Regions from separate parts of the Homo sapiens genome. Here region 2 is linked to region 1. Evidence: chromatin contacts called from ENCODE Hi-C data. All regions are on one chromosome and are shown on one strand. Each heading gives the region's core, a stretch centred on a gene start or an enhancer-like site at or near the end of the contact. The rest is flanking DNA. Distances are from core to core; before and after follow the strand shown. Region 1 overlaps FAM78A (family with sequence similarity 78 member A). Region 2 overlaps TTF1 (transcription termination factor 1).

Region 1 (3,782 bases), core at 675-3,174:
TCACCTCCCTGCACACAGGCACAGAGATGGAGTTCATTCACTCCGACGTGTTCGCTTGCATTTAGTAGTTTCCATCGGCCGGGCGCAGTGGCTCAAGCCTGTAATCCCAGCACTTTGGGAGGCCGAGGCGGGCAGATCACTGAGGTCAGGAGTTCGAGACCAGCCTGGCCAACGTGGTGAAACCCCATCTCTACTAAAAATATAAAAATTAGCCGGGCGTGGCGTGGAGCGCCTGTAATCCCAGCTAGTCAGGAGGCTGAGGCAGAATTGCTTGAACCCGGGAGGCAGAAGTTGCAGTGAGCTGAGATTGCACCATTCCACTCCAGCCTAGGGGACAAGAGTGAAACTCCGTCTCAAAAAAAAAAAGTTTCCATCGTCCAGGGTCAACAGGGCTGCTAAGGACTCGGACTCAGCGTCATGCCGAGGAACCTTAGCAACAGGACAGCTGAGGGCAGTCTGGTAGAACTGGGGTACCAGAAGGCTGGGGTGTCATAGAAGGAGCTGAGACAAAGCACGGGGTCAAAGGCCGGGTGTTTGAAACCAGCCTAGCTCTGCATCTTCCCAGAAAAGTGACCTTTGGCAAGCCCCTTGGTCCCTTCTGTGGGGCAGCGTCCTCACTGATTGAAGGGGAAGAGCATACTTGAAGGGTCAGCAGTGGCAGGAAGGGGCCTGGACAGCACCGGAGTGGCTGGTTGTGCCCTGTGATCCTGATGGGCAATTTTTGGACTGTCACACAGTAAAATATTTGCTTTCATCCTATGCCCAGACCCCAACCAGGTGGGAAGCCATTTCTGTGGGGGCGCCCAAGCAGGATAGAGGATGACCAAGAGAACCACCAAGCCAGAGGCGACAGAAGATCACCTGGGCTGTTAGAAACCTCCGAGGGCCTGCAAGCGCCACAGGCCATCACACTTTTTTTTTTTTTTTTTTAGATGGAGCCTCACTCTGTCACCCAGGCTCTGGAGTGTAGTGGTACAGTCTCGGCTCACTCCAACGTCTGCCTCCTGGGTTCAAGCGATTCTCCTGCCTCAGCCTCCTGAGTAGTTAGGATTATAGGCACCCGCCACCATGCCTGGCTAATTTTTGTATTTTTAGTAGAGACAGGGTTTCACCATGTCGGTCAGGCTGGTCTTGAACTCCTGACCTCGTGATCCACCCACCTTGGCCTCCCAAAGTTCTGGGATTACAGGCGTGAGCCACCGCACCCCGCCAGGCCATCAGCTTTTTTGTTTCCTGATGAAACTGTCTTCTTTTGGGCTCCAAGAGGGGCTTTCCTGTTTGGCCTCATGGCCCAGACTACAGCAAGTCTCTGTCCCATTTAAAACAGCCCCAGAGCAGAAGAGGCTCTCCTGAGAAGTGACTTTGAAAGTGGGAGGTGGAGATGTTATGGGGTCGCTGTGCAGCTGCTTCTCCCAGACCCTGGATGTCTCAGGCAGGTGAGCCTGGCCTGGCCCAGACAGCCGGCTCTCCCAGGCCCAGATCCTGGAGAGGAACCCGTGACAGCTGGGCAGAATCTACTGTCTGTGCCTCTTCTCCCAGTCTGGACTTCTAAATTTCACCTGCTGTCAGCTGGAGAGGCTGGAGGGCTTCCACTCTGTGACTAAATGCCACTTGGAATCCACTTTACTCACAACTCCCTCCTTGTACATTTCCCTCTCGAAACTGTTACCCACAGATTCAGCTGCGTCTCCCCATCTCCCGTCTCACTGCGCCTCTGCATGAAGGCTTTGCTCTCCTGAGCTTCTGAAACCCTGCTATCAGGTTAGGCCTGCATCCCATTCTCTGTACACACACACACACACACACACACACACACACACACACACACACACACACACACACACACACACCATAGTCTCTCATGGGCAGAGCTCAGGAGCCGACTCCACACCGAGAAGCCAAACCACGACAGTGAACTGCACCACCCAGGAGCCATCTGCGTGGAGCTCGGCCAGCAATGCCTGTTATGCAATTTCCTGCTTTGGTGTCTCAGCCCCAGGAGGCAGGATGTGAGCGCCGTTGGTTTGCTGCAACGTGGAGAACCCACAGAAGACCCGAATTCTGATGCCCAGAGTGCATGGGGCCTCCCTGTCCCCGTGGGGGTGCAGAGAAGCCACTGCCCACCCTGGATGATGAGCCTGTGTGCGGTGGGTGCAGCAGCCGGCCCCTGCTCAAAGGGAATCAGATGGGCTCATTGTGGGCCAGAAAGAACTGACTGCCCCGAGACTTCCGGGGTGGGGAGGGGGGTGCACTTCCTGCCCGGGGCACCCAGGATGGGGGAGCAGAGGCCTGGGACCTTCTCAGTAACAGTCACCAATGTTATTGGACACTGCACATGGCCCCACCGTCTCAGGCTCAAGACTGAGAGTGCGCTATGGCGAGAGGTGGCTCTGTGGCCAGAGTTCGAATCCTGGCTCCGCCTTCCCCTAGCTATGTGGTCTCAGGCAGCTCCTTGGCGTCCACTCTCCCCGTTCCTTCGTCTGTGAAATGGGGGTGGCAGTTAACACCTCCCTTGTGGGGTTGTCATGAGGATTCAATGAGTTCGCACCCAGAAAGAACAGGGAGTTTCCACTGAATCCGCCAGGAGGCAGCTCCTCTGAAAATCTCCATTTTCTTTTTCCTTTTTTTTTTTTTTTTTTTTTTTTTTTGAGACAGGGTCTCACTCTGTCACCCAGGCTGGAGTGCAGTGGCGCAATCTCGGCTCACTACAGCCTCTGCCTCCCGGGTTCCAGTGATTCTCCTGCCTCAGCCTCCTGAGTAGCTGGGACTATAGGTGCCCACCACCACACCGGGCTAATTTTTGTATTTTAGTAGAGACGGGGTTTCGCCATGTTGGCCAGGCTGGTCTCAAACTCCTGACCTCAAGTGATCCACCCACCTCAGCCTCCCAGAGCGCTGAGATTACAGGTGCGAGCTACCACACCTGGCCACATCTCCATTTTTCCATACAAAGTAAGTAGGGCTCAGAGGGGCTGAGTGTCGGGCTCAAGCTCACATAAACGGCCTTGAACCTGTGATCTACCTTCAGAGCCCACAGCCACTCCAGGACCTCCAGGGCCCCCACCCATGTTTACACAAGAAAGCTCCATTTATAAGATGGTATCCATTCAAGGCTGGGGCCCCACAGGACCCCTCAACAGCTGCTGGCTGAGGGCAGGGCATGGAGCCCCCGTCCAGACTGACACTGTCCTGCTTGTCCACAAGAAGACAGCTTTGCAGGCCCAAGTTAAGGGTCAATCTAAACCTTAATCGCCCTTGACATAGGGGTTTTACTGTTCGCCAAAAAGTCAAGCTGCCCCCAATTCCTAGCTCTACCTCCAAGCCCACCACCCTCCAGGCAGGGCACTGGCAGGGGCACTTCCAGGTGCAAGGCTGAGACCGCAGGGCTGCTCTCGCTGGAGCTGGGGCTGTGAACAGAAGCAGCTGGAAGGAGCAGGACTCAAAGGCTGGCTCCCTCCTCCCATCTCCCAGGCCCTGAGTACGGGGATCCCAGCCTCAGCCCATCCTCCTGCCCCCCAGATACGTTCACCCCCGCAGCCAGCACCGCTGAGCCACCCACCCCAAAGTGAATCTCCACTTCAGAAACATCCAGGACCTAGCCAAGCCTACTTTAAAATTACATTTTATTTCTCTTTATGAATATTTGCTTTTTGTTTTTTGTAAAAAAAAAAAGGTTCATTGTACATCTTCTTCAAGAGTCTTGTGCCTCCTGGTAAGTGCATTGGTTTGTTTCACAGTACTCTCCACGACCAAGGACGGTTCTTATTGCTGGAAGGAGTGAG
Region 2 (3,782 bases), core at 571-3,070, 1.1 Mb after region 1:
GGCATGAGCCACTGCACCTGGCCCATTATCTCCTTTAGCCTTCCTGACAGCCTATTAAACCATAATGCAGATGAGGAAACAAAGGCTCAGACAAATAGGGAACAACTGCCCACAGACTTTAAGTGGAGTCCCTGGACTCTATGCCAAATCTGTCTCACTCTGAAACCCCAGCTCTACGGCAGCCTGTGCCTTTTCCCTTCCCATAATGCTGTGCGCCCAACATGCTGCAGACCCAAGCCCATGCTTCAGGAAGCAACAAGAACTGATCTGGACGTTTTAAAACCAAGCAAGTGTTACACCTCATTAGGTGGAGATGCTATCCTTAAATCCTGCCTATATAATTCACAAAGTCTTTAAGAATCTGAGGAGACTGAACCTTCAATATAATTTTTACCATTTTGTTATTAAAACTTTGAGAGTACGTAGTATTTCAAATAGTATTTGACTAGATGCCATAATCTCTATCTTAGAGTTTTGAGATTCGTAAATCTGAAATAGGTAATCAGTTCATCAGTTACCCCCTACCTGGATTTTGTGGGGCCCTTTTATTTATTTTTATTTAATTTATTTTCTTGAGACAGGGTCTCACTCTGTCACCCAGGCTGGAATGCAGTGGCGTGATCTCGGGTCACTGCAACTTCTGGCTCCCAGGCTCAAGCGATCCTCCCACTTCAGCCTCCAGAGTAGCTGGGACAACAGGCATGTGTCACCACGTGCAGCTTAATAATCAGTTTTTAAACATGTAATTTTATTTAAAACCATAAAAACCCATTTTAGTTTTAAAAATCATGTGATCTGAAGAAATGTCACAAAGCATACACAAATTTAATGGAAAAGCTGAATTTTTTTTTTTTTTGAGATGGAGTCTGGCTCTGTGGCCCAGGCTGGAGTGCAGTGACGCAATCTCGGCTCACTGCAACCTCCTCCTCCTGGGTTCAAGCAATTCTGCCTCAGCCTCCCCAGTAGCTGGGATTACAGGTACCTGCTACCACGCCCAGCTAATTTTTGTATTTTAGTAGAGATGGGGTTTCACCATGTTGGGCAGGTTGGTCTCAAACTCCTGACCTCAAGCAATCCACCCGCCTTGGCCTCCCAAAGTGCTGGGATTACAGGCGTGAATCACCACGCCCGGCCGAAAAGTTGAATTTTTAAAAAGTGGTTTGACATTATAAAGGGCTTTGTCAATGTAAGTCGTTCTCAAGATGGGAGCTGGTGGGGTGCACATCAGCGTCACCTCCTTCAAAGCACCTGGCACCCTCCCTGCTTGGGGCCTATGATGCTGAAGAGTGGGCACCCTGCCCCTCAGATGAGCTAGAAAAGAAAAGACTTTGGGACCACGGCATGTATCTGTGAGTCCTGGCAGGGCCTGGACTAAGAATTTCCAATTCTCCACATTCAAGAAGGAAGAGACGGATTGTCCTTTCTTGTTTGGTTATAATCCCAAACCATAAATAACTAACCACCAGAACCAGTTTAAACCCTCCCTAATGGTTCCGCAGAATATTGACTAGAAACAAAACAAAATCTTTCCTAATGGACCAATGGCGACCTCACACCAGTAGCCACACTTCTGGAAGTCAGCCAGGCTGCAGCAGCCTCACCCCACTGTCTACCTTCCAAAACCAAAGGCCAAACAATCCCTCAACATCCCTGCATCTGAAAGTCACTGATCCCCGAGCCCCATGATGCTCGGCAACACGTAGAGGGCCTGTGCTCTGCAGCCCAGCTCTCCCTTGCGTAGCAAGCAGTAAGTTGAGATATCGAGAGTGGTGGGCCCTCCAATCGCAGGAACTGATTAAAATGCAAGAGCTATGTGCAGTGAAGGCTCACAGTGAAGGGAAAGAGAGACAGCTTATAAACACAAGAGCCATGTTCAATCTCACTTCTCACATGAGAAATGCAAATGAAAACCACAAGGAAACTGACAGAAGCTTAAAGAGGAACAGGATCTTTATATAGTCTTAAAATGTCTTCCCACAGCCATTTCTTACCACCAAAGGAAGAACCAGTATTTTTATACAGTGGGGAAAAGAGGCAGATGCTGCCTTAGCTAAATAATAAAAAAAAGTCAAAACGAGAATTATGTACCTTGTGACGTAATGCAGTGATAGCAAACATCAGGAATATGCTGTACTCCTGCCCGAAGGACACAGCCTGAATCTCCTCAAGAGGAAATACCAGACAAGTGCCAACTGCGGACATTCTACAAAACACCTAGCCTGTATTCCTCCAAAATTTCACTACCATCAACAGCAAAGATGGACGATCTTCATAGATTAAAAGACAGTAAGGAAGGCCGGGCATGGTGGCTCACGTCTGTAATCCCAGCACTTTGAGAGGGATTAAGGCCAGGAGTTCAAGCATAGCCTGGGCAACATGGCAAAACCCCATCTCTACTAAAAATACAAAAAAAAAAAAAAAAAAAAAAAGTCAGGTGTGGTGGCTCACGCCTGTAATCTCAGCAATTTGGGAGGCTGAGGTGGGTGGATCACTTGAGGTAAGGAGTTTGAGACCAGCCTGGCCAACATGGTGAAACCTTGTCTCTATTAAAAATACAAAAATTAGCCAGGTATGGTGGCAGGTACCTGTAATCCCAGCTATTCAGAGGCTGAGACAGGAGAACTGCTTGAACCCGGAAGGTGGAGGTTGCAGGGAACCGAGATCACGCTGTTGCACTCCAGCCTGGGCAACAAGAGTGAAAATCCGTCTCAAAAAAAAAAAAATTAACTAATTAAAAAAAAAACTAGCCAGGCAGGGTGGTGCATGCCTCTAATTCCAGCTATTTAGGTGGCTGAGGCACAAGAATTGCTTGAACCTGGGAGGCAGAGGGTGCAGTGAGCTGAGATCACACCATTGTAACTCCAGCCTGGGCAACAGAGTAAGACTCTTGTCTTCAAAAAAAAAAAAAAAAAGGACACTAAGGAAATGGAACAATTATTAAAGGGGGAAAATGCTATCAAGGACATTACTGGGACAACTGGTGAAATCTGAATGTGGACTATGTTTTAGAGGGTGTACTATATCAATGTGAAACTTCCTGATTCTCGATTGTACTATGGTTATGTAAAATAACATCCTTGCTTGGGAAGTGGTATCTGCCACTAACTCTTGAATGGTTATGGGAAAAACCGTATTCCCTTGGAGGAGGGAGAGAGGGATGATAAAGTGAACGTAGCAGAATGTTCAGAAGAGGCGACTATGGGTAAAGGGGATGCGGGGTTCTTTCTGTTACTCTTGCAACTTGTTTAGCTTTTTGAAGCCTTTAAGAGACTTTGCATACATTTCATTTGCCTTTCTTGGGTGTCTTCGGTGGCAGGTGGGCTGGAGGGAGGGCTGGTCTGATTTATTTGGTCCAGAGCACAGAGACTGGAAGTCTCGAATAAACACACACATTGCAGCTTTCCTGTTCTGTGGCGCTGGCACACCACCCTGCAACCACGCAGTGTTTCCTCACCCAAGACTGTATCTTGGCGCTTTCTTTGCCCCACCACCGAGGGGCTTTCTCATGATTTTTTGTAGCTATAAAGAATGTCACTATATGGGTAAAATACATATATAGCCAGTCCCCTATTAACAGGCCTTTTGCAGTCAGTTACTCTGTATACAAGTCATTTCATGTATGTGTGAAGTTGTTTTGTAGAATGTATTTCTAGAAATGGAATTACTAGAATTATTTGAATTTTGAATGGTACTAAGGCTGCAAAGTATGTAAAATTTACCAAAACAGATAACAGTAATTGGAGGGAGTGAATGTAGATGTTTAATAAGGACGGCTGGATTTT

Evidence for each region. A loop is a pair of places that touch in the nucleus more often than their neighbours do. Pooled maps may share reads with other maps.
Region 2: a loop to region 1 is called in a map with no recorded cell type, with 4 times the contacts of the local background. The contact joins two enhancer-like sites. A Hi-C loop is called at or near these places in 4 of 37 single-sample maps with no recorded cell type and 1 of 50 pooled maps.

The regions. Positions count from the first base shown.
Region 1 is chr9:131,254,472-131,258,253 of GRCh38, forward strand. It overlaps FAM78A (family with sequence similarity 78 member A), which reads right to left. Exons shown (of 2, transcript NM_033387.4): 2 at 3,607-3,782. Among named protein-coding and RNA genes, the nearest start is that of FAM78A, 20 kb to the right of the region's middle. RefSeq lists enhancers at 1,469-1,618, 1,999-2,178. Within about 2 kb of position 1,925, at least 27 of the 41 ENCODE cell types and tissues checked have a DNase peak (open chromatin) inside an H3K27ac peak, as active enhancers do.
Region 2 is chr9:132,380,356-132,384,137 of GRCh38, forward strand. All of the region lies in intron 9 of TTF1 (transcription termination factor 1), which reads right to left. Among named protein-coding and RNA genes, the nearest start is that of TTF1, 25 kb to the right of the region's middle. RefSeq lists enhancers at 1,906-2,065, 3,483-3,532. Within about 2 kb of position 1,821, at least 6 of the 41 ENCODE cell types and tissues checked have a DNase peak (open chromatin) inside an H3K27ac peak, as active enhancers do.